2 separate regions of the Homo sapiens genome follow, and region 2 is linked to region 1. A link is an interaction called in ENCODE POLR2A ChIA-PET data of the cell type or tissue named here. Cell type or tissue: PC-3. All regions are shown on one strand. Each heading gives the region's core, and the rest is flanking DNA. Links, peaks and the distances in the headings are about the cores only.

Region 1 (15,705 bases), core at 9,908-13,907:
ATGTAAATGGACTAAATGTTCCAATTAAAAGACACAGACTGGCAAATTGGATAAAGAGTCAAGACCCATCAGTGTACTGTATTGAGGAGACCTATCTCATGTGCAGAGACACACATAGGCTCAAAATAAAGGGATGGAGGAAGATCTACCAAGCAAATGGAAAACAAAAAAAAAAGCATGGGTTGCAATCCTAGTCTCTGATAAAATGGACTTTAGACCAACAAAGATCAAAAGAGAAAAAGAAGGCCATTACATAATGGTAAAGGGATCAATTCAACAAGAAGAGCTAACTATCCTAAATATATATGCACCCAATACAGGAGCACCCAGATTCATAAAGCAAGTCCTTAGAGACCTACAAAGAGACTTAGACTCCCACACAATAATAATGGGAGACTTTAACACCCCACTGTCAACATTAGACAGATCAACGAGACAGAAAGTTAACAAGGATATCCAGGAATTGAATTCAGCTCTGCACCAAGCGGACCTAATAGACATCTACAGAACTCTCCACCCCAAATCAACAGAATATACATTCTTCTCAGCACCACATTGCACTTATTCCAAAAGTGACCACATAGTTGGAAGTAAAGCACTCCTCAGCAAATGTAAAAGGACAGAAATCACAACAAACTGTCTCTCAGACCACAGTGCAATCAAACCAGAACTCAGGATTAAGAAACTCACTCAAAACCACTCAACTACATGGAAACTGAACAACCTGCTCCTGAATGACTACTGGGTACATAACAAAATGAAGGCAGAAATAAAGATGTTCTTTGAAACCAATGAGAACAAAGACCCAACATACCAGAATCTCCGGGACACATTTAAAGCAGTGTGTAGAGGGAAATTTATAGCACTAAATGCCCACAAGAGAAAGCAGGAAAGATCTAAAATTGACACCCTAACATCACAATTCAAAGAACTAGAGAAGCAAGAGCAAACACATTCAAAAGCTAGCAGAAGGCAAGAAATAACTAAGATCAGAGCAGAACTGAAGGAGATAGAGACACAAAAAACCCTTCAAAAAATCAATGAATAGAGGAGGTGGTTTTTTGAAAAGATCAACAAAATTTATAGACCGCTAGCAAGACTAATAAAGAAAAGAGAGAAGAATCAAATAGATGCAGTAAAAAATGATAAAGGGGATATCACCACCGATCCCACAGAAATACAAACTACCATCAGAGAATACTATAAACACCTCTATGCAAATAAACTAGAAAATCTAGAAGAAATGGACAAATTCCTGGACACATACACCCTCCCAAGACTAAACCAGGAAGAAGTTGAATCCCTGAATAGACCAATAACAGGCTCTGAAATTGAGGCAATAATTAATAGCTTACCAACCAAAAAAAGTCCAGGACCAGACAGATTCACAGCCGAATTCTACCAGAGGTACAAAGAGGAGCTGGTACCACTCCTTCTGAAACTATTCCGATCAACAGAAAAAGAGGGAATCCTCCCTAACTCATTTTATGAGGCCAGCATCATCCTGATACAAAAGCCTTGCAGAGACACAACAAAAAAAGAGAATTTTAGACCAATATCTCTGATGAACATCAATGCGAAAATCCTCAATAAAATACTGGCAAACTGAATCCACCAGCACATCAAAATGTTATCCACTACGATCAAGTGGGCTTCATCCCTGGGATACAAGGCTGGTTCAATATATGCAAATCAATAAACGTAATCCAGCATATAAACAGAACCGAAGACAAAAACCACATGATTATTTCCATAGATGCAGAAAAGGCCTTCAACAAAATTCAACAGCCCTTCATGCTAAAAACTCTCAATAAATTAGGTATTGATGGGACGTATCTCAAGTTAATAAGAGCTATTTATGACAAACCCACAGCCAATATCATACTGAATGGGCAAAAACTGGAAGCATTCCCTTTGAAAACTGGCACTAGACAGGGATGCCCTCTCTCACCACTCCTATTCAACCTAGTGTTGGAAGTTCTGGCCAGGACAATCACGCAGGAGAAAGAAATAAAGGGTATTCGATTAGGAAAAGGGGAAGTCAAATTTTCCCTGTTTGCAGATGACATGATTGTATATTTAGAAAACCCCATCGTCTCAGCCCCAAATCTCCTTAAGCTGATCAGCAACTTCAGCAAAGTCTCAGGATACAAAATCAATGTGCAAAAACCACAAGCATTCCTATACACCAATAACAGACAAACAGAGAGCCAAATCATGAGTTAGCTCCCATTCACAATTGCTTCAAAGAGAATAAAAGACCTAGGAATCCAACTTATAAGGGATGTGAAGGACCTCTTCAAGGAGAACTACAAACCACTGCTCAACGGAATAAAAGAGGACACAAACAAATGGAAGAACATTCCATGCTCATCAATATCGTGAAAATGGCCATACTGCCCAAGGTAATTTACAGATTCAATGCCATCCCCATCAAGCTACCAATGACTTTCCACACAGAATTGGAAAAAACTACTTTAAAGTTCATGTGGAACCAAAAAAGAGCCTGCATTGCCAAGTCAAACCTAAGCCAAAAGAACAAAGCTGGAGACATCACGCTACCTGACTTCAAACTATCCTACAAGGCTACAGTAACCAAAACAGCACGGTACTGGTACCAAAACAGAGATATAGACCAATGGAACAGAACAGAGCCCTCAGAAATAATGCTGCATATCTACAACTATCTGATCTTTGGCAAACCTGACAAAAACAAGAAATGAGGACAGGATTCCCTATTTAATAAATGGTGCTGGGAAAACTGGCTAGCCATATGTAGAAAGCTGAAACTGGATCCCTTCCTTACACCTTATACAAAAATTAATTCAAGATGGATTAAAGACTTAAATGTTAGACCTAAAACCATAAAAACCCTAGAAGAAAACCTAGGCAATACCATTCAGGCCATAGGCATGGACAAGGACTTCATGACTGAAGCACCAAAAGCAATGGCAACAAAAGCCAAAATTGACAAATGGGATCTAATTAAACTAAAGAGCTTCTGCACAGCGAAAGACACTACCATCAGAGTGAACAGGCAACATACAGAATGGGAGAAAATTTTTACAATCTACCTATCTGACAAAGGGCTAATATCCAGAATCTACAAAGAACTTAAACAAATTTACAAGAAAATATCAAACAACCCCATCAAAAATTACACAAAGGATATGAACAGACACTTCTCAAAAGGAGACATTTATGCGGCCAACAGACACCCAAAAAAATGCCCATCATCACTGGCCATCAAAGAAATGCAAATCAAAACCACAACGAGATGCCATCTCACACCAGTTAGAATGGCGAACATTAAAAAGTCAGGAAACAACAGGTGCTGGAGAGGATGTGGAGAAATAGGAACGCTTTTACACTGTTGGTGGGACTGTAAACTAGTTCAACCATTGTGGAAGACAGTGTGGCGATTCCTCAAGGATCTAGAACTAGAAATACCATTTGACCCAGCCATCCCATTACTGGGTATATACCCAAGGGATTATAAATCGTGCTGCTATAAAGACACATGCACACGTATGTTTATTGCAGCACTATTCACAATAGCAAAGACTTGGAATCAACCCAAATGTCCATCAATGACAGGCTGGATTAAGAAAACGTGGCACATATGCACCATGGAATACTATGCAGCCATAGAAAAGGATGGGTTATGTCTTTTGTAGAGACATGGATGAAGCAGGAAACCATCATTCTGAGCAAACTGTCGCAAGGACAAAAAACCAAACACTGCATGTTCTCACTCAGGTGGGAATTGAAGGATGAGAACACTTGGACACAGGGCGGGGAACATCACACACCAGGGCCTGTTGGGGGTGGGGGGAGGGGGGAGGGATAGCATTAGGAGAATTACCTAATGTGAATGACGAGTTAATGGGTGCAGCACACCAACATGGCACATGTATACATATGTAACAAGACTGCACGTCGTGTGCATGTACCCTAGAGCTTAAAGTATTCAAAAAAAAAAAAAAGGAGCCCTAATGAACCTCCCCAAGTTGAGATATGGAACAGCTGAACCTTGGAAGTAAGGGTGAATTACAAGTAGACAGACCCTAATTGGAATCAGCTTCAAATCATCTCCATCCCTGCAACTAGAATAAGGTAATTCTGGAATGCCATTGCCTCTGAAGAGCCTGGCAGAAGCAAATTTAAAGCCTTTCTGGAGGAAGACATCACAGGCCTCAACTTATTGCTATAAGCAATTTTTTGCATTGTATTTTGCAAATACAATTTCTGGCTCATGAAGAGATAATATAGCATGAATGAAAACCAGCAAAACCAGTAGACAATAGAAATAACTCCACAGGGGCTCCAAATGTTGGCATGATAACAAACCAACTTTAAAGTAACTATGTTTACCATCCTCAAAGGCATCGTTAAGAATTTCAGCAGAGGACTGGGAATAATAAAAAAGGACCTAAATGGAAATTCAAGAACCAAAAACACATGCATGTTTTGTTTTATTGTGCACCACTTTATTTTATTTTATTTATTTGGGGAATTGCACTTTTTACAAATTGAATGTTTGTGGCAACCCTGCCTGGACCATCTATCAAGGCCATTTTTCTGATAACATGTGCTCACTTTGTTTCTTTATCTCACAAAGTGAGAGCCTTTTTCAGCAATGTTTTTCTTCTTCTTCTCCTTCTTCTCCCCCTCCTTCTACTTCTCCTCCTTCTCCCTCTGTCCCTCTCCTCCTCCTCCTTCTTCTTTTTAGAGACAGGGTCTCGCTCTGTCACCCAGGCTGAAGTGCAGTGGCACAATCATAGCTCAATGCAGCCTCAAACTGCTGGGCTCAAACAGTCCTCCCACTTCAGCCTCCTGAGTAGCTGCGACTATAGGCATGAGCCACCTCGTGGCTGCAATACAATATTTAAAAATCAAGGCATGTGCATTGGTTTTTAGACATAATGCTATTGCACACTTAATGACTCTAGTGCAAACATAAACTATTATATACACTCAGAAACCAGAAAATTTGTTTGACTCACTTTATTGCAATATTCACTTTATTGTGGTGGTCTTGAACTGAACCCACAGTCTCTCCAAGGTATACCCGTACAATCATCAATAATAAGTAATTATGGATAGGTTTACCAGTTGATCTGACAAACTAAAGAGAGAATGTATGAATTAGAAAATAAGTCAGAAAAAAACAGAAATAGGTGCAGAGAGACAAAAGTATGGAAAATACAGAAGAGAGGAAATGATTCATAAAGAGTGCGATGAGAAGTTCTAACACATGTATAATTCAAGTTCCTGTAAGACAGAAGAGAGAGATAACGGGGTAGAAGAAAAGCCTGAAGGATTAATGGCTGAAGACTTTCCAAAAACGAAGAAAGGTATCAAATCACAGATTCAAGAAATCCTAGAAACCCAGGCAGAATAAATAAAAAGAAGTCTGCACCCGGACACATCATAGTACATTGGACACATAGTCTACATGGGACACATCAAAACCAGTGACAAAGAGAAAATCTTAAAAGCAGTCAAAGGAATAAAGATGCATTATCTTCCAAAAAAAAAAAAAGCAACAATTTAATCAATGACTTCTGCTCAGAAATAATGAAAACCAGCAGACAATGGAATTACATATTTAAGGTACTGAAAGAAAATAACTGCCAAATTTGAATTCTATATTCAGCAAAAATACCCTTCAAGGAGAAAGGTAAGATTCTGATTCAAAAAAAAAAAAACTGTAAATAAAAGAATAAGAAAAAATCGGAGGAATTTGAATACTGACTGAATATTTGATAGTAAGTAATTTAATTTATTTTAAATTGTCGTGGTTTTTTTTAACGAGTACTTATCTTTTAGGGATAGACACTAAAGAATTTACAGATGAATTTTTTTTTTTTTTGAGACAGACTTTCGCTCTTGTTGCCCAGGCTGGAGTGCAATGGCACAATCTTGGCTCACTGCAACCCGTCTCCCAGGTTCAAGCGATTCTCCTGCCTCAGCCTCCCAAAGTGGCTGGGATTACAGGCACCCCCCACCATGCCCAACTAATTTTTTTGTATTTTTAGTTGAGACGGGGTTTCACCATGTTGGCCAGGCTGGTCTTGAACTCCTGACCTCAGGCGATCCACCCGCTTCGGCCTCCCAAAGTGCTGGGATTACAGGCGTGAGCCACTGCGCCCGGCCTACGGTTGAAATATTATGATGCCAGGGACTTTCTTCAAAATAACCTGGAACTGGGTGGGGACTGTGTGGTGGGAAACAGATTGGATAGGTGCTGATAATTGTTGAAGTTAAATAATGGATATACAGCTTCATTATACTAGTCTCTCTACTTTTGCATATGTTTGAAGTTTTCCATTGTAAAAATTTCTCAAAAAGAATGAAAGTAAAATAAAGACATTTTCAGACAAATAAAAATGAGAAAATCTGTCACTGATTGAGCCATACTAAAAAATGTTCTTTAGGTCAAAGGAAAATGATGCCACACAGAAGCTTGCAAATGGCCGGGCGCGGTGGCTCACCCCTGTAATCCCAGCACTTTGGGAGGCCAAGGCGGGCGGATCACGAGGTCAGGAGATCGAGACCATCCTGGCTAACACGGTGAAACCCCGTCTCTACTAAAAATACAAAAAATTAGCTGGCCATAGTGGCGGGTGCCTGTAGTCCCAGCTACTCGGGAGGCTGAGGCAGGAGAATGGCGTGAACCCGGGAGGCGGAGCTTGCAGTGAGCCGAGACTGTGCCACTGCACTCCAGCCTGGGCGACAGAGAGAGACTCCGTCTCAAAAAAAAAAAAAGCTTGCAAACGCAGAAAAGAATGAAAAACAATGAAGATGGTAAATATGTTTATAAACCTGAATTGATGCTGGCTGCATAAAGCAATAATAATAACATGAGGTTGGAAATGAAATTAAAACGTATAACAACAATGACGTAAAAGCCAAGACAGTAAATGGAGTAAAAGTGTTCCAAGGTTCTTGCACTATCCTGGAAGAAGATAAATTCCTATTAGACTTAAATAAGTCAAGGGTGGATATAGTAATCCCTGTAGTATTACTAAAAGAATAGTGAAAGGGTGCATAATTTCCAAGCCGGTAGAGAAAAAATGTAGAAAAGTTAAAAATATATTATCAATTCAAAAGAAGGCAAGAAAGGAGAGAAAAGGGAATATAGAGCACATAAAGAGTGCTCTTTCAGCATACAAACATGCTCTGGTATCTCTCACTCTTAAAATTCTTCCTTGGCCTATTATTTCTTTTCATACTCCACCTCATTTCTCTGCTTTCCTTCATAGCGAAACTTCTAGAAACAGTTGCCCCCAAAATGCTATTTCTGCTCCCTCAATCTGTTCACTCCCACCCTATTCCAATATAACTTTCCTCTCTACCATTCCACAAAGTCTTCTCACGTCAAAGCCACTGATGATGACTGAGGATGACTGAGGAGACAAATACAAAGCATTTAGGGCTGGGCGCGGTGGCTTACGCCTGTAATCCAGCACTTTGGAAGGCCGAGGCAGGTGGATCATGAGGTCAGGAGCTCAAGACCAGCCTAGCCAACATGGTGAAACTCCGTCTCTACTAAAAATACAAAAATTAGCCGGGCATGGTGGCATGCGCCTGTAATCCCAGCTACCTTGGGAGGCTGAGGCCAGAGAATAGCTTGAACCTGGGAGGCAGAGGTTGCAGTGAGCCAAGTTCATGCCACTGCACTCCAGCCTGGGCAACAGAGCAAGACTCCGTCTCAAAAAAAAAAAAAGAAAGAACTTAATAAAATTATAGATTCAGACTGAAATATACCAATAGTTACAGTGAATATAAATGGAAAAGAAATTCTCCAGTTAAAATACAAGAATTAGTAGACAGGTTTAAAAAACAAACAACATGCTATTTACCAGAGACAGAGGTAAGGCATAAGGATACAGTAAGGCATAAGGATACAGGTAAGGCATAAGGATATGGAAAAAAGGATACAGTAAAAGGACTGAGAAATATAAAATTGGAAGACTCTAAAAGAAAGCTGATATAGCTGTATTTTATATATATATGTGTGTATATATACGTGTATATATATGTATATATATAGTGTGTGTATATATATATATAAAATAAAAGGTTGGTTTCCTCCTTCCTTTTAAAGTATATAATTCAATTTTTTTTCAGTATGTTCAAAATATTATGCAGCCATCACCACTATATAATTCCTAGATAAAATTTACTTTAAGGCAAAAATTCTTTTTTTTTTTTTTTTTTTGAGACCCAGTCTCACTCTGTTGCCTAGGCTGGAGTGCAGTGTCACGATCTCAGCTCACTGCAACCTCTGCCTCCCAGGTTCAAGCAATTCCCCTGCCTCAGCCTCCCGAGTACCTGGGATTACAGGCGTGTACCACCATTGCCTGGCTAATTTTTGTAGTTTTAGTAGAGATGGGGTTTCCCCATGTTGGCCAGGCTAGTCTCAAACTCCTGACCTCAGGCAATCCGCCCACCTCTGCCTCCCAAAGGGCTGGCATTACAGCTGAGAGCCACTGCGCCCGGCCAAAAAGTCTTAAACCCAGAAGATACAACAATCCTAAATTGCTAAATCTCTAATAACATAGTCTCAAAGCACAAGACGTAAGAACTGATAGAACTACAAAGACAAATAGAAAAAGCTACAAGCCTAGTGGGAAATTTTCAACAAGCAAAGAGTATAGAAGATTTGATTTCAAAATTCATTAAGGTAGGGCCGGGCATGGTGGCTGATGCCTGTAATCTCAGCACTTTGGGAGGCTGAGACGGGCAGATCATGAGGTCAGGAATTCCAGACCATCCTGGCTAACACAGTGAAATGCCGTCTCTACTAAAAATACAAAAAATTAGCTGGGCGTGGTGGCAGGTGCCTGTAGTCCCAGCTACTCGGGAGGCTGAGGCAGGAGAATGGCATGAACCCGGGAGGCGGAGCTTGCAGTCAGCCGAGATTGCGCCACTGCACTCCAGCCTGGGAAACAGAGTGAGACTCCATCTCAAAAAAAAAAAAAAAAAAAAAAAAAAAAAAAAAATTCATTAACGAAATAGAAGATTTGAACAATACAATTAACAACTTTGACCTAAGAGACATACACAGAACACTGTCCCCTAAAATTCTGACTACTGTAGTCCCCCTCTTATCCACAGTCTCCTTTTCCATGGTTTCATTAACCCATGGTCAACTGCAATCTGAAAATAGGTAAGCATAGTACAATAAGATCTTTTGAGAGAGACATTTTTAGTAGAGACAGAGTTTCACCATGTTGGCCAGGGTGGTCTAGAACTCCTGACCTCAAGTGATCTGCTCACCTTGGCCTCCCAAAGTGCTGGGATTACAGGCCTGAGCTACCATTGCTGGCCTTTCTGTTGTTGTTTTTAGACAGGGTCTTCTCATTCTATCACCCGGGCTGGAGTGCAGTGGTGTGATCATGGCTCATTGCAGCCTCAAACTCCTGGCTCAAATGATCCTCCTGCCTCGGCCTCCCAAAGTGCTGGGATTATAGAAATGAGCCAGTGTGCTTGGCCACAAAACTTTTTCCTTTGAACATAATTATGAGATTGAAATAAAAAGGAAAAAGACTTTTTCAGCGATATGAAAATCTAAGGAGGATATTATGAGTAAGGAAAATTACCTACTAATTTTGGTCATGAACATAGATGTAAAAATCCTAAATAGTAGATTAGCCAACCAAATCTTGCTATAGATAAAAAGGTCACTACATAATGAGTAAATTGTTTCTATTCTAGGAATGCAAGTTTGGCTTAACACTTGAAAACCAATCCAAGAAATCTACCCCGTTAACAGAATAAGGGAGAAAAATCACGTGATCATTTTAATAGATGCCGAAAAGCATTTAATAAAATTCAACATCCATTCATGATTAAACCAAAACAATACAAAACAAAAAACTTAACTCTTACCAAACAAGGAATAGAAGGGAATTTTCTTAGTATAATGAAAGTCTACATAAAACTATATCAAATATCATTTTTTTTTTTTGAGATGGAGTTTCACTCTTGTTGCCCAGTCTGGAGTGCAATGGTATGATCTTGGCTCACCACAACCTCTGCCTCCTGGGTTCAAGTGATTCTCCTGCCTCAGCCTCCCGAGTAGCTGGGATTACAGGCATGCACCACCACATCTGGCTGATTTTTTTGTATTTTTAGTAGAGACGGGTTTTCTCCATGTTGGTCAGGCTAGCCTCGAACTCCCGACCTCAGGTGATCCACCTGCCTCGGCCTCCCAAAGTGCTGGGATTACAGGCGTGAGCCACCGTGCCTGGCCTTCAACTATCATTCTTAACTATATCAAATACCCTTCTTAATGGTGAAACTTTAGTTTTCCTTTAGAGATCTAGACTTAGAATAAATGAAAATACCTCTCTACTACCGCTATTCAACATTGTAATGAAAGTCCTAGACAGCACAGGAAGGTACGAAATAAAAGCTTTGAGATTGGAAAGGAAGAAACATCTTTTTTTTTTTTTTTTTTTGAGACGGAGTCTTGCTCTGTTGCCCAGGCTGGAGTGCAGTGGTGCGATCTCGGCCCGCCACAAATTCCGCCTCCCGGGTTCAAGTGATCGTCCTGCTTCAGCCTCCCAAGTAGCTGGGACTACAGGCGCGTGCCACCATCCGTGGCTAATTTTTGTATTTTTAGTAGAGATGGGGTTTCGCCATGTTGCCCAGACTGGTCTCAAACTCCTGAGCTCAAGCGATCTATTCACCTTGGCCTCCCAAAGTGCTGGGATTACAGGCGTGAGCCACCGCACCCGGCCGGAAGAAACATTTAAAGATGACAGGAAATCTTCGTAGAAGATACTTAGAAAATCCAAATGAATGTGGAGAAAATTATTAGAATTAGTTATCAAGGTTACTGAATACAAAGTCAATATACGAAAATTGTGTTTACATATATGAGCAACAAAAGAAAAATATGTTTCAAAAGGCTATCATTTATTTAAAAATAGTGAAAATAGACTGGGCGCAATGGCTTACGGCTATAATCCCAGCACTTTGGGAAGCTAAGGCAGGTGGATCACTTGAGCCCAGGAGTTCGAGACCAGCCTGAGCAACATGGTGAAAGCCTGTCTCCACAGAAAATAGAAAAAAATAGCCAGGCATGGTTGCATGTGCCTGTAGTTCCAGGTACTCAGGAGGCTGAAGTGGGAGAATCACTTGGGCCTGGGAGGCGGAGGTTGCGGTGAGCCGAGATCATGCCACTGTACTCCCCGCTGGACGACAGAGCAAGACTCTGTCTCAAAAAATAAAAAAGAGTAAAAATATATACAATACCTGGGAAAAAATAATAAAAATGTATAAGATCCCTGTGAAGAAATGCAAGAAGACCTAAACCAAAAGAGGATTCTATCTTGTTTATACGTTGAAGGTTTGATGTTTTAAAGATATCAGGTCTCTTATAGTGATCCATAAACTTACCAGCATTTCAATCAATATCTCAAAAAGTGGGGTGATTATGGTGGGGTTTTTTGGTGGCTCTTGAGAGGCTGATTGTAAAGTTCTTATGGAAATGCAAGAGCCAAGACACTCAATAAAAAAAGAACAAGTTTCAGTAAAAAGGTACAGTATGGTAGTGGGACAACGATAGATAAATAAAGCCATGAACTAGAATAGAGTCCAGGGACAGACCCTCACAGGAAAGGACAGTTGCTTTATGACCAAGGTGGCATTGAAGTACAGTGGAGAAAGGACAACAGCTTTTCAATAAACAGTACTGGGATAATTGTGGATGTCCACAAAAAAGCAATTTGCCTACAGTTCCCCAGTGACTATGTGGTGAAGCCAAGTCTTTATTATTTTTTTATTTGTCTTGAGATAGAGTCCACGCCTGGCTAATTTTTGTATTTTTAGGACAGACAGGGTTTCAACAAGTTGGCCACGCTGGTCTCGAACTCCTGACCTCAGGTGATCTGCCTGCCTCGGCCTCCCAAAATGCTGGAATTACAGGCATGAGCCATCATGCCCGGCCTGAAGCCAAGTCTTTAAACCCAAACGTATCTGGCTCTAAAGTCCATACTCTTTACATTTGGCCAACCACCATGTCACGTCCCAAAGCTGTGGTGAGCAACAGGCCTCCCAAGCTATGGAGGTGCTCTGTGACCCAGTAAATGTTGTGAATACCTGCAGAGGAGATAATTACTGCCTTCCAGGTTGGCAGGGTCTCCTTGGCCCATAGCCCTAAAGCTCCTACTGGGTTCCCCTCCTCTCTGGTAAAGTACAGCTGGCACCTGACCACCAAGTCCCTTTGAAAAAGAGTGGCCCTCTGGTTGACTCTGGCAAGGGGGACTTCAGCAGGGGGCTGGCCTTACAGCCAAGGTACTCAGGACTGAATACCCCCAGGGCGCTGTGAGAGGCTGATGCTCTGAGGTTCCCTTGGGGTCAGCCTCAGGCCAGAATTTGGTCACCAGAACTAGGTCACCAGAGACTCTTGGGACAAGTTTTGTGTTTTACTTTTTAAGCTGAACTTTGTGTTTTTGTGGCTTTGGTTCAGGGGTAGAACCCAGCTGAAGAAGGAAAAGCAGTAGAGCCTTCCAGGAAAACACGCAGAGGAGGCCTAGTTCCCTTTGGCCTCTTGGCCATGCCCTGGGGGATCCCTCGGAACTACCAGGGACTGCCCTTCCTCCATTCCTCCCTTCCCTAGTTTCCTGGATTGACAAAGTAGACCTTTGTTTCTGGCTTTGAGACCTTGAGGGAGGATAAGAGTCCTGTCTTTAGCACCCTAGCAGTAACTATAATCAGGCTGAAGAGTTTTCTTAGAAATACAAAATGGCAGCTTGGAAAGGCCCTCGTAGCCTCCTGACCCCGTTTCCAGATGGGGAGTAGAGAGATGATCTTGTTACAGGAAAAGGATCCCAATCTAGACCCCAAGAAAGGGTTCTTGGATCTTGTGCAAGAAAGAACTTGGGGCAAGTCCATGGAGTAAAACGAAAGCAAGTTTATTAAGAAAGCAGAAGAATAAAAGAATGGCTACTCCACTGGCAGAACAGCGGAGTGGGCTGCTTGACTGAGTATACTTATAGTTATTTCTTGATTATATGCTAAACAAGAGGTGAATTATTCGTGAGTTTTCTGGGAAAGGGGTGGGGATTTCCCCCAGAACTGATGGTTCCTCCCCTTTTTAGACCGTATAGGGTAACTTCCAGACATTGCCATGGCATTTTTAAACTGTCGTGGCACTGATGGGAATGGGAGTGTCTTTTAGCATGCGAATGCATTATAATTAGCATATAGTGAGTGGTAAGGACACCAGAGGTCACTTTCATCACCATCTTGGTTTTGGTGGGTTTTGGTTGGCTTCTTTACAGCATCCTGTTTTATCAGCAGGGTCTTTGTGACCTGTATCTTTTTTTTTTTTTTTTTGAGACGGAGTTTCACTCTTGTTGCCCAGGCTGGAGTGCAATGGTGTGATCTCGGCTCACTGCAACCTCCACCTCCCAGGTTCAAGCGATTCTCCTGTCTCAGCCTCCCGAGTAGCTGGTATTACAGGCGCCTACCACCATGCCTAATTTTTGTATTTTTAGTAGAGATGGCATTTCGCCATGTTGGCCAGACCGGTCTCAAACTCCTAACCTCCAGTGATCCACCCGCCTCGGCCTCCCAGAGTGCTGGGATTACAAGTGTGAGCCACCACGCCCGGTCTGTGACCTGTATCCTATGCCAACCTTCAGTCTCATCCTGTGACTAAGAATGCCTAACCTTCTGGGAATGCAGCCCAGTAGGTTTCAGCCTTATTTCACCCAGCCCCAGTTCAAGATGGAGTTGCTCTGGTTCAAACGCCTTTGACATTCTGGCCTTGGTCACCCAGGGGTCAACCCTAGACTCCCATTACAGCACTTCCTCAGTTCCCTCAACTAATTGCACTCCCTCAAATTGAGGCATTCCCAGCAGTATGCTAGGATGTGTACTGACATCAGGGTTGGAGAGGGGCCAGGGAAAGGCCTGGCAGGCCTTGTCTCCCACAAAGAAAACCCTTGGAACAGTCTCCCGGAGGTTGTGGGCAGTGAACCTGCACGACAGGGTAGACCCAAGACAGGAAGAGTGCCCATGGATCCTGGGAGCCAGCAGGGCCAAGATCTGCCAGCCAAATTCACAGAGGCCACCAAGCCCAGCGCCCTTGAGACACACACAGCATCTGAGTCAGACACAGAGCATTCCAAGCTGGTAGGAATGGCCCAAGCTGACATATGAGATGTCATGCCCAACAGACAAATTGTTCATGGGGAAGATTTCTCCTGTCCTCAGCATGCAATTCTTCTCTCCCCATTCCATAGTCTCATTGTCACTAGGTCAGTGTCTATCCAGAGCAAACCACATGGAACACAAATCATTGAGGCTTGGAGTTGATGAAGTTAAACCCAACAGCCTGCTTTTTAGCAGTCTTGATTCAGCTTGTCATCAAAACAAACCACAGCCCCTGGCTTTGCTTAGGAAAATGCCTTTGGCTGAGAACTTACAGGGGGGTCTTGGAATAGTGTGGCAATTGCTCTCCCTTGGGAAGAGGGTGTACAGTCGGGGAGGAAAGGTGCCCAGAAGAGAAAGGGAGAACTAAGCAGGCATCTAGGCCTTATTGGGGAATCCTAGGTCTCCACCTGGACTTCTGGGTCCCCGCAGTCTTCAGACAGACACTGTGCTGAGCCCTCCTGAGCACCAGGTGTTGGCCCAGGCAGGGCAGGTCCAGGAGGATTAAGAAGCTGTGTTGTCCATGAAGCAGGAACTGGTTGTTGCTGCCCAGAGTGATGCCTCAGAGGCAGAAAACCCCATGTCTTCAGGTCCACTTGCATCCCCAGCCCTCAGGAGTCTCCCTTCTTCCCTCTTCCCCACGCCTCAGGCCTCCTTGCATCCTCATGGATTGTTTCAGTGTTAACCATTCCTGTACATCTCCCAGACCGTGGTGACACCAATGCAATGCCCCTGGTATACGGAACTGTCGCTGTCAAGTTTACTAGGTTCCTAAGTCCTCTAAAACAGTAAAGGGAAAACAAAACAAAACACAAACAATCTCATCCCAAAGGTGCTCTTGGCTCCAGCCCTGGATCCAGGCTGTACTTCTCTCGGCAGTGCTGCTGAGGCCACAGCTTCCCTGGCTGGGGCAAGGAACCTCACAGCCTCCATCGCCCTGCTCCCACACTGTGTGGATGAGGAGCTGGGTCATGGTCCAGTGGCCAGAGCCCTAGCCTGGGACTCAGGAGGTCTGTGTCAGACCCAAACTCTGTGTGACCTTGTGCAAGTCATGTGAGCTCCCTGAGCCTAAGTTTCCCATGCTGGAATTATTGTAAGGAGCAACACACGGTACGTGGGAAAGCGCCGAGTGTGCTCATGGAGGGTGAACACGGGTGAGGGGTTCACGAGTCCACCTGCACCCTCCCTGCCCCACAGGCCCGCCTTGGAGGAAGGTGGGAACTAAGAGCTGGGCCATGGAGCTGGCCTTTCTCCTGTGCTTCTGTCATCAGGGGAGACCAAAGTCACTGTGGCCACCGCAACAGGACACAGGGAGCACTCCAAAGGCCCCGGCGACGTTTGATTGTCCAGCATTCCACATCTGTCCCAGAAATGAGTTTCCAACAGCTCCAGGCTCAGGTCTGTGTCAAAATCCAGATGTCAGGGCCTCCCTCTGCAACAGGGCTCCTAGATTCTGGAGTCAAAGATCTACTAGAAAAGGGGTCCCCCTTGTCGAGCTCTGATCAGGCACAAGAGGCGAATCTCGCCCCT
Region 2 (13,356 bases), core at 1,762-5,761, 290 kb after region 1:
CCTCCGTCTCCCCCATACCTTCCATCCTCCCACTGATCGGCTCCCACACACTGGAGTCTCATCCTTCCCAGCAAACTGTCCCACCCCTGCCCAGCGTCCTTCTCCAGCTGTGGGTTCCTGGTTGCCTCCTCCCTGCTTCAGTCAGGCCGCAGGAGAGAACACGCTGGCCAGCTGCTTCACCCCTTCCCTCGCACCCCCTCCTCAATCTGGCTTCCACTTCCACATGTCACAGACACCAAAGCTCTCTCCAAGGGCTCCAGCAACCTCCTGATTTTCCAAAGGTCTTTTCAGGCATGGTTTTACCACGTAGACAGTCTCAGCTATGCCTGATGCGCTAAAATTCCCGTCATCTCCGCGGGGGAGCCGGATCCCTATTTGCAAATCCCCACTGGAACTCTCCTGGTGTTCCGCGGGCGTCTCAGGCTCTGTTGAAGGTTCGCCATCTCACAGCACACCTGCTCCTCACTCTATGTTCCCCATCCCCGTTGGCCGAGCCAGAAACAGATGTTGCAAATGAGAGCTTCCTCGCCATCCTCCCCAGCATCCAATCAGCTCTGCTTACATTCTCCCCAAACCTCACCCAGCCTCCTCCTTGCAGCCAGAGTGATCTTCCTAACAAAAACCCCATCGCGTCTTCCCCAGACTCACTCACTGGCTCTCCTCCACTTCTAGGATAAAGTCCAAACTCAGTAGGCCACCATTGAAGACCCTGCATAATTTCATCCTTTCTGCCTGTTTCATATCTGCCCCAATACTCTTTGTATTCAGCAATAGTATTACTACTAAATAATAATAACCATTTATTGAGCACTGCCTACATGCCAGCGAGTTATACTGATCACCTCCTTTAACCCTTAACACCAATCTTATGACTTAAGCACTATTATTCTCCCCCACTTGACAGAGGGTAATCTGAAGCTTAGAGAACTTGAATGGCTTGTCCAAGGTCACACAGCCTGTACCTGGTGAGCCAGGATTAAATCCAGGCAGTTACCTGTGCCAGATGGCCTCAAACCAAACAACTGTGCTGCTCCATGCATGCCTTGCTTTCTTGTGCCACTGTTTTGTTTGTTTGTTTGATGTTTGAGACAGGGTTTTGCTCTATCACCCAGGCTGGAGTGCAGTGCCATGATCAGGGCTCATTGCAGCCTCCATCTCCTGGGCCCAAGTGATCCTCCCACCTCAGCCTCCCAAGTAGTTGGGACTATGGGCATGTGCCTCGGCACCCAGCCAATTTTTTTTTTTTTTTTTTTTTTGAGACAGAGTCTTGCTCTGTCGCCCAAGCTGGAGTGCAATGGCACGATCTCTACTCACTGCAACCTCCAACTCCCGGGTTCAAGTGATTCTCCTGCCTTAGCCTCCCGAGTAGTTGAGATAATAGGTGCACGCCACCATGCCCAACTATTTTTTTGTATTTTTAGTAGAGACAGGGTTTCACGATGTTGGCCAGACTGGTCTCAAACACCTGACCTCAGATGATCCGCCTGCCTTGGCCTCCCAAAGTCCTGGGATTACAGGCATGAGCCACTGCGCCCTGTCCCAGCTAATTTTTTCAATTTATTTTGTGTAGAGATGAGGTTTCACTATGTTGCCCGGGCTGGTCTCGAGCTCCTGGCCTTAAGCAGTCCTCTCACCTCAGCCTCCCAGAGTGCTGGGATTACAGGTGTGAGCCACCATGCCTGGCCAGAATATCCTAATAATTTTACATTGACTGCATCTTGAAATAGGATTTTGGATATATGGGTTAATTATTAAAATTAATTTCACCTGTTGCTTTTTACCTTTTTAATGTGGATACTAGAAAAATTTAAATTATACAGATGGCTTGTATTGTATTTCCCCTGGAGAACTCTGTTCTAGAGTTGATAAAAGAGAAAACCTGGAGAATTGTAGACATGAGGGCCGAAGTCAAAGCCGTCAGAGGAGAAGGCCCCAGGAGAGGGTACAGGGTAAGAAGGCAGACCAGGCCGGATGCGGTGGCTCATGCCTGTAATCCCAGCACTTTGGGAGGCCGAGGTGGATGGATCACTTTAGGTCAGGAGTTCAAGACCAGCATGACAAAACCCCGTCTCTACTAATAATACAAAAATTAGCCAGGTGTGGTGGCGCTTGCCTGTAATCCCAGCTACTCAGGAGGCTGAGACAGGAGAATTGCTTGAACCCAAGACGCGGAGCTTGCAGTGAGCCGAGATCACGCCACTACACTCCAGCCTGGGTGACAGAGCAAGACTCCGTCTCAAAAAAAAAAAAAAAAAAAGAAAAGAAAGAAAAAGAGTTGAAAGACACCAGTGTAGACTCCTCTTCGAGAACTCGCCTGAGGAGCGGGGGAGAGAGAACATGATCCCGCGAAGGGGCTGACAGGGTGAAGGGAGGGATGTTTCATTTTGTGTTGTTTTCAGTGGAGAAACTTCAGTATATTTATAGGCTGAGAGAGGGACAGGCTGAAGATAAAGGACAGAGAAAAAGGACAGAGTAAAGTACCTGAATAGGCTGGACAGCTGGATTGGTGCAGAAGTGGAGGGGTCCTCCAGGAAGGAGAGGACCCCGCCCCAGCCAAGGGGTGATATGTGGATACATGGGTGGTTAATGGGTCTGGTGGTGAGAGGGACAAGAGGGTGAGCTGAACACAGGAAGTGTTGATTATTTTACCTGTCAAGCAGCAGATCAAGCCATTTGCTGATTTAAAAAAAAAAAAAAGTCAGAGTACAGAGCAGCTTTGGGGAAGTCTGAGAAAATGTGAAATAGCCCAGATATGGTGGGGGAGAGGCAGCTGAGCAGGGCCCACTGGGTCCCTCAGAAGCCCCAGGACAGAAGCAGGGGAGCCCAGAGCTAGGCTGGCTTCAGATCCAGGATAAGATACAGCAGGAGAGGACAGGAACAGATGGGGGTGCAGGGGGGAGTGAGGCCAGGACAGGTTGACAGGCTGGCAGGGTCAAGAGGTAGAGGGACTGGAGCAGGCATGGAGGGTCTGAAAACAGAGGGGCCCCCATGGCCTTTCCCCCATTCCAATACCATGTGCTAAAAATACTGGATGAGCATAGGCTGGGCGCGGTGGCTCACGCCTGTAATCCCAGCACTTTGGGAGGCCGAGGCAGGCCGATCATGAGGTCAGGAGTTCGAGACCTGCCTGGCCGACATGGTGAAACCCCGTCTCTACTAAAGATACAAAAAATTAGCCAGGCGTGGTGGCACATGCCTGTAATCCCAGCTACTCAGGAGGCTGAGGCAGGAGAATCACTTGAACCTGGGAGGCAGAGTAGTGAACTGAGATCACACCACTGCACTCCAGCCTGGGCAACAGGGTGAGACTCGGTCTCAAAATAAATAAATAAAATAAAATACTGGGTGAGTGAATGAACCCCACATGATTCCCTGTGTCAGGGTTGCCAACTGGCAACTCATGCACGTAATTCATCCAGCGCACAGGTTTTGTTTAGATAACTTGGTTTTGAAGAACAGAAGTTTCCTTCTCTCTTGAAAAATGAGCAGCTCAGGCAACACTGGCCTGCATTCCACTCTCCATGGCAACAGTCAGCTGGAGTGGCGGCAGCTCTACAGCCTTGCACAGATTGGCACTCTGCAGCCAGCCAAAGTCCCCACCGCCCTGAGTTGCCGCTCTCTTGGCCCCCGTAGCATGTGATCTACAACCCTTGCCCCGTGTCTCACGTGTATGGCTGGTTTTCCAGGGCCCGGATGGCTCCAGCCCCTCCTCTCCCTGATCAGTGAATGTGGCCCAGCCCATCCAACTCTCCCCCACAGCCAGGAGGCCAGCTCCAAGGGCAACACCCCTGGAAGCTGCAACATGGATCAGTCCACTTCCCTCATCCTGGCTGCAATAAATGGGGCCAAGGTCACACTAGCTTTTTTGGCAAAACCTTCACCCTGGTGACTCACTGAGATTCCTGTATATATATATAAAAACAAAAACAAAAAGCCCTCACTTCTTGGCACAGCCTGGCAACTAAAAATAACAACAACACAATGTCCGATATAGGCTTACACCTCACAAAGTTCTTTTACAAGTGCTACTGTCTTCAATCCTCACAGCAAATCTGCACGGCAAGAATTTTTCTCCCACTCTATAAATGGGGAAACTGAGGCCGAGAGAGGCATCTTGAACTACCTGAAAGTGAGGACCTTACCCTGGCTGGGGGAGCATTAACAAGCCAGAGTCTTCAAAAGCTGGCAATATTTAAGCTAAGGGACAGAGCATAGAGGTTAACGGTCAAGACTGTGATACTGGGCCGGGCACGGTGACTCATGCCTGTAATCCCAGCACTTTGGGAGGCCGAGGTGGGAGGATCACTTGAAGTCAGGAGTTCAAGACCAGCCTTGACAACATGGTGAAACCTCGTCTTTCCTAAAAATACAAAAATTGGCTGGGCATGGTGGCATGCACCTGTAATTCCAGCTACTCCAGAGGCTGAGGCGCAAGAATCGCTTGAACCCGGGAGATGGAGGTTGCAGTGAGCTGAGATCGCGCCACTGTGACAAAGCAAGACTGTATCTCAAAAAAAAAAAAAAAGACTGTGATATTAGACTGCACTGGATTTAATCTTGACTTACAGTGTGACCTTGGGCAAAAGGCTTAGTCTCAAGGAGCCTCAGTTTTCCCATCTGTGAAACTGGGATAATAATAGTACCTACTTCACAGGGCTATTGCGAGGATTTGGGAAGATGCTGCACGTAAGGGGCTTAGCATCACAGAGCCCGGGATGCATTAGGTGCTCAATGAAAATCTCAACAAAAGGAAGAGGAACACAGATGTGGGCAGGTATCAAGCATGTGGGCGGTGCCTATTTCCCTAACAGCTCTCAGAGGACGCACCCTCCTGCCTCCGAGGTTCCAAGGGTTAACAGCCCTCATGGGGCTGGAATGTCTTGTGATAAGATCATTACTTTGCCCTGGATTAAGGAGGGACAGGATCCAACTGCTGTCCTCACAGCTCAGGAGCCAAAGCAGGTGGGGAGGTAGGAGAGGAGCAAAGGAGGGCTAGAGGCAGAGAGGAGAGAGCAGCTAGAGCACCCGTCCTAATAACAAGGGACCAATACATGGGTACCACAGGTGTACTGGGTGCTGAGACTTGGCCTTCTTCACACAAGTCCTCCAGTTTGATGTTAGTGCTCCTGTTAACCAATAAGGAAGCTACAGTTGTGGGCCGGGCGAGGTGACTCACGCCAGCAATCCCAGCACTTTGGGAGGCTGAGGCAGGCAGATCACCTGAATTCGGGAGTTCGAAACCAGCCTGGCCAACATGGTGAAACCCCATCTCTACTAAAAATAGAAAAATTAGCTGAGCACACTGGCACGCGCCTGTAGTCCCAGCTACTCAGGAGGCTGAGGCAAGAGAGTCACTTGAGTATGGGAGGTGGGGGCTGCAGTGAGCTGAGATCACACCACTGCACTCCATCCTAGGAGACAGAGTGAGACCCTGTCTCAAAAATAAGAAAGCTAAATTTGTGAACAGTTAAGATACTTGTGGATAGTCGCACAGCTAGAAGATAACAGAGCTAGGATTCAAACACAGCTCCAAAGCCCACGAAAGCCTAATTCTACATGATATAAGTGAGAAGTCAGGCTTTAAGCCATGCAGAGACATGCCCAAGGCCAACTGGTCACTCAGTGGCAGGGTCAGGCTAAGAACCCCGGTGTTCCGATTTCCTGTCTCCCTTGAGCTCCATGGGCCCCACCACACACACAAACAGCCTCTCTCACCCCACCTTCCTCTAGCATGCACCTGGCTGCCTTTGCCTCCCTTCCCAGAGGCTGCCCCTTCTTTCTCTAGACCCTGGACCCTGCATAAGATGCAATAAACATGGCTACAGTCACGTTAAGGGCAGAGGCTCGCTGGGGTAAGTGGCAGGGCTGAAGCAGGTGGAGAGGGAGCAACCTCACATCCCGCCTGCAGTCTGGATTCTGTCCCAATCACACACTAAAGAAGAGCCCTTGTCAAGGTTACCAGCAACCTCCACGTTGCCAAACCCAAAGGCCTCTTGCCAGTACTCACCTCGCGTGGCCCATCTGCCGCTGCCCACGCCGCTGACGGCTTCTTCCTGGTGGAACCACTGCCCCCCTCTGTCATGCAGTCTGCTCTGGTTCTCCTCCCACCTCTCTGACCGTTCCTTCTCAGGCTCCTTTGCATGCCCTTCTTCATTCCTCAGGGCTCTGTCCTCAACCCATCCTTTTCTCTTTCTGTACACTGTCTCTGGACAGTATTGACAACTACCACCTGTGTTGTGATGAACTTCAACTTTTTCCTTCCAGACCAAGCCTCTCCTGAGCTCCAGCCCCTTGCATGTGTTTAACTATCTCCTGGATTTCCCCACAGGCATCTCACCTCTCACCCTGTGCTGGGCCCCGTGCTCCAGAACAGCTCATCGGCGCTTTGCCCACATCTTCTGCTGGCAGAGTCTCCCTGATTCTGTCTTCCACAGCCCTCTCAAACATGTGCTTTCTTCTCCAACCCCAAACCAGTCATCACCTTCTCTCTGTCCCAGATCAAAAACAGCCTCTTAACTGGTTCCCTCTTGCCAGCCTTGCCTGTTCTGCTTATGCTCCACACTGCACCCAAAATTACCTTTAAAACCCAAATCTGATCATGTCACTCCCCTGCTTGCCAGCCTTCAACATCACCCACTGCCCTCTGGATTCATTATCAGAGCCCGATCATCAAGTTTCTCTTCAATCTCTCTCTCTCTTTTTTTTTTTTTTTCTTTTTTTTTTTTGAGACAGAGTTTCGCTCCTGTCACCCAGGCTGGAGTGCAATGGTGTGATCTCAGCTCACTGCAACCTCCGCCTCCTGGGCTCAAGTGATTCTCCTGCCTCAGCCTCCTGAATAACTGAGATTACAGGCGTCCGCCACCATGCCCAGCTAATTTTTGTATTTTTAGTAGAGACGGGGTTTCACCATGTTGGCCAGGCTGGTTTCGAACTCTTGACCTCAGGTGATCCACCTGCCTAAGCCTCCCAAAGTGCTGGAATTACAGGCATGAGCCACCGCACCTGGGCCTCTTCAATCTCTTTATCCTGGGTTTCCCTTCTCCCCATTTCCAGCCGTGCCCCGGATACCCCAGTGCATGGTTTCATTTGACCCCCACATATTATGAGCCCTTTCTGTCCAAAAAGGCTTGATGAGAAAGCCCCCCCTCCTTACTTTCCTCTGCTGCTTCCCCAGGCTCCCAGCTCAGAGGCAAGGAATGGACAATGTGACCCATGGGGTCAGCATGGGGAGGGGGTCATGGACGGCCCTGGCGGAGCCCCACCCACTTCGTGCTGCCCACCCACTCACCATCATGACATATGTGCTCATGAACTCGGCCAGGAACTCTCGCACCATCTTCCTCTGCAGTATTTCCTGGATCTTTGCTATCACGGACCAGGAGACCATTTTGGAGCCACGGGTGGACCTAAGACAGTGGCCCGAGCCCATGGACAGAAAGGAGACTCAAGTCTGCCTGCTGCCCATCGGCTCTTCAACTCCCAGCTGAGTTAATAGGTAACCCAGCAGCCTCGCCCACACACGCCTCCTCTTGCGCAGGGCAGCTGGGACAGCTGGAATTGGAGACACTTGAGAGCCACGGGGACATGGAGAGGAACTGGGGTAGATGGCCAGGCCATGCCCCTTCTAGTTGGGACTGGACCAGTAAAAATGGCACACCAATGAGGCCACTTTGCAGATGGGCGGGTGGGGAGCTGAAAGTGCAATCCACGGTGCCAACAAGCCTCTGGAAAAAAGCAGGGTGGGAGAGAGCAGGCTGGAAAGTGGAGCTCAGTTGTCTATGTCTGTCCGTCTGTCCGTCTGCCTATCTGCTAGAGCCAGAACTTTGGGGTCACAGGCCAGGGCCTGGCAACAGTGAGGCACTCTACAAACAGCATGAGGTGTGACAAAGTCTGCTGCCGAGCTCTATAAACAGCACTGAGCGCTGAAACAAGCGCCAGGTTCTGTCAAAAATGAAGGGGTCAGCAAAATGCACCAGGCTGTGCAACCAGGTCAGTGCAAACAGAGGTTTGTGAGAGAGTGAGTGAATGAATGAATGACCAAGAGAGAGGGAGGGAGAAAAGGAAGGACTGGATCTACTTCCTGGTGTATCTTCAGTGCCCAGCACCACGCCAGGCACATAGTAGATGTGCAATAAGTATTTGTTGAATGAGTGAAAACTGGGGAATCTGTCTTACTCCCAACTAGATCCTCAGAGCTTCCCAAAGGGCCTGGCACTTGATTTATATTGAGTTAAGTGCACGGTTAGATGGAAAGGTAGATGAAACAGGTGAGTAACAGGGCCCAAATCTGCATATAGAGAGAGGTATAGGACTGGAGTTTGGGGAAGGTGGCGGGGTGGGCCTGGAGGATAAAGAGGAAGAAGAGGGGCTGGGCCCGGTGGCTCACGCCTATAATCCCAGCACTTTGGTAGGCCAAGGTGGGCAGATCACCTGAGGTCGGGAGTTCGAGACCAGCCTGACCAAGATAGAGAAACCCCATCTCTACTAAAAAATACAAAATTAGCCAGGCATGATGGCGCATGCCTGTAATCCCAGCTACTTTGGAGGCTGAGGCAGGAGAATCGCTTGAACATGGGAGATGGAGGTTGTGGTGAGCCGAGATCTTGCCACTGCACTCCAGCCTGGGCAACAAGAGCGAGACTCCATCTCAAAAAAAAAAAAAAAAAAAAAAGAGGAAGAAGAGGGATACAGATACCTCTAAGTGTGGCCTTAGTCACTCTGCTATCTCACTGTCTGCATGCCCGGAAGCTGACACCAGCCCCTCAACTCCTCTGGCCAGCCCATCCTTGCACATCACGTACTGCCTTAGCTGCAGGCCTTTGCACATGCCAGTCCTACGCCCAGAATGGTCCCCTGCCTCCCCAGAGGCTCCTTTACCCACCAGCCTTCTTTTCTTGACCTAAATTTCCCTTTCTCTGGGAGAGCCTCCTACCCTCTCCTCTAGGCCATTCACTTCTTCCACATGCCCCACGGTGCCCACTCTTTCAGCTGGGGCAATGCTCATCACACTGCATAGTAATTGCTCAGTTAGGCCAGGCACAGTGTCTCACGCCTGTAATCCCAGCACTTGCCGAGGCGAGCTGATCGCTTGAGCCCAGGAGTTCAAGACCAGCCTGGGCAGTATGACAAAACCTCATCTCTACAAAAAAAAAAATACAAAAATTAGTCAGGTGTTGTGGTGTACGCCTGTGGTCCCAGCTAATGGGGAGGCTGAGGTGGGAGGATTGCCTGAGCTCAGAAGGCAGAGGTTGCAGTGAGCTGAGATCACACCACTGCACTCCAGCATGGGTGACAGAGTGACACCCTGTCTCAAAAAAAAAAAAAAAAAAAGCTTGATTAATAATTAATTAACGGTTTTTCTTCCTAAGGGCTGGGATCATACCAGTTTCCTTCACTGCAGTGCCTGAACATAGTAGGCATAGTAGATTCAATAAATCTTTGGTTCATTGGCTGGTTGTTGCCTGCCGTGTGCTGATGAGAAAGGAGCCAGGCTTCCAGGATTTCCTTGGTGTTCTTGGCTCCCTGCTCTGTCTACCTCTCCCCTGCCTCTATGGTACCTTCCCAGGACTGTCTTTGGGCTGCTGCTTGCATTGGTAGGGTCTCTTCTTCAGGGCTGAGGAGGCTGCTCATGGGATAATGAGACCCCTATACGATGCTGCATGGGAGCTGGAGTTGGATGGGGGCCAGTGGATTATCCGCGCAACTCTGCATCCCCCTCCATCTACTCCTCCCTGGTTTTGTTTCTCTGGGGTAAGGAATAGAGCAAAGACTGGGATGGGTGAGCTATGAACAGAGGGTCTCAGCTGAAAAGTGGAAGATGTTTTATTCCATGCCTGGACATCTCTCATTCCCTCTGCTTACTTTTTGCTGCTGTGAGGTCAGGGGAATTTAGGAGCCCTGAGGAATGCTGCTGCTCTCCCTAGCAGGGCGAGGTGACCCTCCACTGGCCCCCATCCAACCCCAGCTCCCATGCTGGAGGTAACCACAGAAGAGGAGAGAGAAGTGGATAGAGCAGAAAGCCAAGAACACCAAGAGAATCCTGGAAGCCTGGCTCCTTCCTCATCACCACACAGCTGGCAAGACACAGTAAGCAACAGATAACCACCAACCAGCCAATGAACTCAAGATTTCTTGAATCTACTGTGCCTAGAATGTTCAGACACTGCAGTAAAGGACACTGGTACGATCCAGCCCGTGGGAAGAAAAGCAATCAATTGAGCAATTACTATGCAGTGTGATGAGCACTGCCCCAGCTGAAAGAGTGGGCACCGTGGGGCATGTGGAGGAAGTGAATGGCCTAGAGGAGGGGGTAGGAGGCTCCCAGAGAAAGGGAAATTTAGGTCAAGAAAAGAAGGCTGGAGGGTAAAGGAGCCTCCAGGGAGGCAGGGATCACTCTGGGCGTAGGACTGGCATGTGCAAAGGCCTGCAGCTAAGGCAGTATCCAATGTGCAGGAATGGGCTGGCCACGGAGGAGTGGAGGTGGCATGAGATGGGCAGAGAGGGGCCAGGGCCAGGTGGCAGAAGGCCTCATGGCCCACATTAGGGAGTCTGAACTCTACCAGAGGGCCATGGGCCAAGTGGAGGGTTTCAGCAGGAGAGCTGCCTCCCCTGTGGAGGCCAGGATGGAGGAAGTGGAGTGGAGGCAGGGTGAGCATCAGCTTCTCCACAGATGGGTGGAGAAGTGGCGGCAGCCTGAGCCACAGAGATGGCAGCGCCAATGGCCAAAAGAGCACAGTCAAGCTGACAGGCTTGGTGTTTGGTTAGAGAGGGAAGAGAGCGGGGCAGCTCAGCGATGCCCTCAGGTCCTGGCTAGGGCAGGTCCTGACTAGTGTGGGGCGCAGCAGAGAAGCTGTGGGAGAATGGACAAGGAGGCCCTTTCTGGGCATGTTGAGTGTGAGGAGCCCGCTAGACACTTGGGTGGGATGGCCAGTGAGGAGGCAGCTGGTCATGTGGTCTCACTTACAGACACATTTGGAGGACAGCAAATCACAGATGGTCATCTGAGCCATGGGCATAGATGAGAGAGCTCAAGGAGAGGGTACAGACTAAGAAGAGGGGCCCAAGAAAGCCAGCCTACAAAGCAAGAAACTGGCAGCCAACCAGATTCCCTAAGTAATCTGCTAACCAAGGAACTAAATAGCTAACAGCTCACTAAAAGCCTGTTTCTTTTCTTTTTCTTTTTCCTTTTTTTTTTTTTTTGAGACAGGGTCTCACTCTGTCGCCCAGGCTGAAGTGCGGTGGTGGCACAGTCACAGCTCACTGAAGCCTAGACTTCCCAGGGTTCAAGCAATCCTCCCGCCTCAGCCTCCCAAGGTGCAGGGATTTCAGGCATGAGCCACCACGCCTGGTGGCTTACTAACCCTTTGACTAACCTATCAAAAACCAACTAACTGATTCTCCTGTTAACCAGCTATTAACTCATTTAATTATCTAATCAACCAGCCAACCATAAACTATCCAACTAACCACGAGCCAACAATTCAACCTGCTAACCAACATTTCTTAATTCAACAAACATTGGTTGGCCAGGCATGGTGACTCATGCCTGTAATCCCAACACTTTAGGAGGCCGAGGCAGGTGGATCACTTGAGGTCAGGAGTTCAAGACCAGCCTGGCCAACATGGCAGAACCCCATTTCCACTAATAATAAAAAAAAAATTAGCTGGGCATGGTGGCAGGCACCTGTAATACCAGCTGGGGGGGGAGGGGCTGAGACATGAGAATCGCTTGAACCCAAGAAGCAGAAGTTGCAGTGAGCCGAGATCATGCCACTGCACTCCAGCATGGGCAACAGAGCAAGACTCCATCTCAAAAAAAAAAAATTTTTTTTTGTTGAGCATCTACTTATGAGTCAAGCACCAGGGATACAAAGTCAAAACCCACTCTCCACCCTTGGGTCACTCTGTTTAATGGAAGAGATGGGTAATGGCAACAACACCAGAGAGAAGCAGCCTGGGACTGGGGGAGCTCAGGGAAGGCATGGGAGGTGAGGCCTGAAGGGGGTTTTGAAGAATGGGCGGGTGGTGGCCTGACATGGCCATGGGGGAGTAGGGTGGTGGTAGAAAGAATGGTGGAAGCTGTGCACATTCTAGATATTTTAGGAGATTGGTGACTGGATGTGAGACATGGGGGAGAGGGAAGTATGAAGGACATGACCTTGACTTCTGGCTTGAGCAACTGAGGAGAAGGGGACCCCTGACTGAGCCAAGAGCACAGGAGGAGTGGACTTGCAGGGGGCGGAGGAGGCTGTTTCCATCTAGGAGCTGAGTTGCCTGTGAGACACCAGTGGGTCTCTAGAAACAGGATCTAAAGCCCTGGAGAGCGATGTAGGCTAGAGGCAATGATGTCAACAGAGTGGCACTATTCATTCTCTCCGTCCAAGTGTACAACAGGCAAATATCCCTGCTTGCGTGGAGCTGACAGCAATGAAATGTAATAAGTAAGTACATTTGTATAAGCGAAGGTACCAGCTCCTACGGAAAAAAACAGAGCAAGGAGAGGGGAATTGGGAGTGCAGGGGCTGGAGATGGGGTGTGATTTCAAATAGGGCAGCCAGAGTAATCCTTGTTGAGAAGGTGGCCTTGGAGCAAAGCCATGAAGGAGACGAGAGTGGGCTGTATGTTAGCTGCAGAAAGCCTCTCAGGTGGAGGGAGACTAGTCACCAGAGGACTCTCAGCATGTTTGAAGAAAGCAAAGAAAGTCAGTGTGAGGCCAGGTGCAGTGGCTCACACCTGTAATCCCAACCTTTTGGGAGGCCAAGGCGGGTGGATCACCTGAGGTCAGGAGTTCAAGAACAGCCTGGCGAACATGGCGAAACCCCATTTCTACTAAAAATACCAAAATAATAATAATAATAATTAGCTGGGTGTGGTAGTGTGTGCTTGTAATCCTGTAATCACAGCTACTCAGGAGGCTGAGGCAAGAGAATCGCTTGAACCCGGGAGGAGGAGGTTGCAGTGAGCCAAGATCATGCCATTGCACTCCAGCCTGGGCGACAGAACTGGATTCCATCTCGGAAAAAAAAAAAAACCTGAAAAGAAACTCAGTGTGGCTGGAGGAGGGAGAGCAGGGGGCTGGAGTGGGGAGGCCAGAAAGCTAACAAGGCTGGGCCTTGGCCATTGCAAGGACTGGCTCTTGTTCACCCCAAAGACAGCTGAGCCTGAGAGGGTGAGAGGTGCTGAGTGCAGTTGAGTTGAAGGCCACCTGCATGCCTTGACCCTCATCCAAGTATTTCTGAGCCTCCCCTCACCCCAGGACCCAGCCCAGGCAACAGGTGGAAGATGCTCTTCTTCTGGGACCTCAGAGGCGAGTGGGTGGGTGGGGAGGAGGAGGTCGAGTGGGGACAGCTGCCCCAA

The links. ChIA-PET counts read pairs that join two places held together with the same protein. Peaks named below come from ENCODE experiments on the same cell type or tissue, not always from the same donor. Only the 100,000 strongest peaks of a DNase experiment are listed, where the experiment ranks them.
Region 2: POLR2A ChIA-PET joins it to region 1 with 14 read pairs; 2 of 35 experiments call an interaction of 5 or more read pairs at or near these places.

The regions. Positions count from the first base shown.
Region 1 is chr9:33,087,582-33,103,286 of GRCh38, forward strand. No RefSeq gene overlaps it. Among named protein-coding and RNA genes, the nearest start is that of MIR12117, 13 kb to the right of the region's middle. In PC-3, for the core only: no CTCF peak of the experiment used is centred there; a DNase peak (open chromatin) is centred at 13,690; H3K27ac peaks cover 864 bases.
Region 2 is chr9:33,387,790-33,401,145 of GRCh38, forward strand. It overlaps AQP7 (aquaporin 7), which reads right to left. Exons shown (of 8, transcript NM_001170.3): 3 at 7,289-7,406. Among named protein-coding and RNA genes, the nearest start is that of AQP7, 8.1 kb to the right of the region's middle. RefSeq lists enhancers at 2,501-3,288, 3,289-4,075, 3,602-3,896. In PC-3, for the core only: no CTCF peak of the experiment used is centred there; a DNase peak (open chromatin) is centred at 3,875.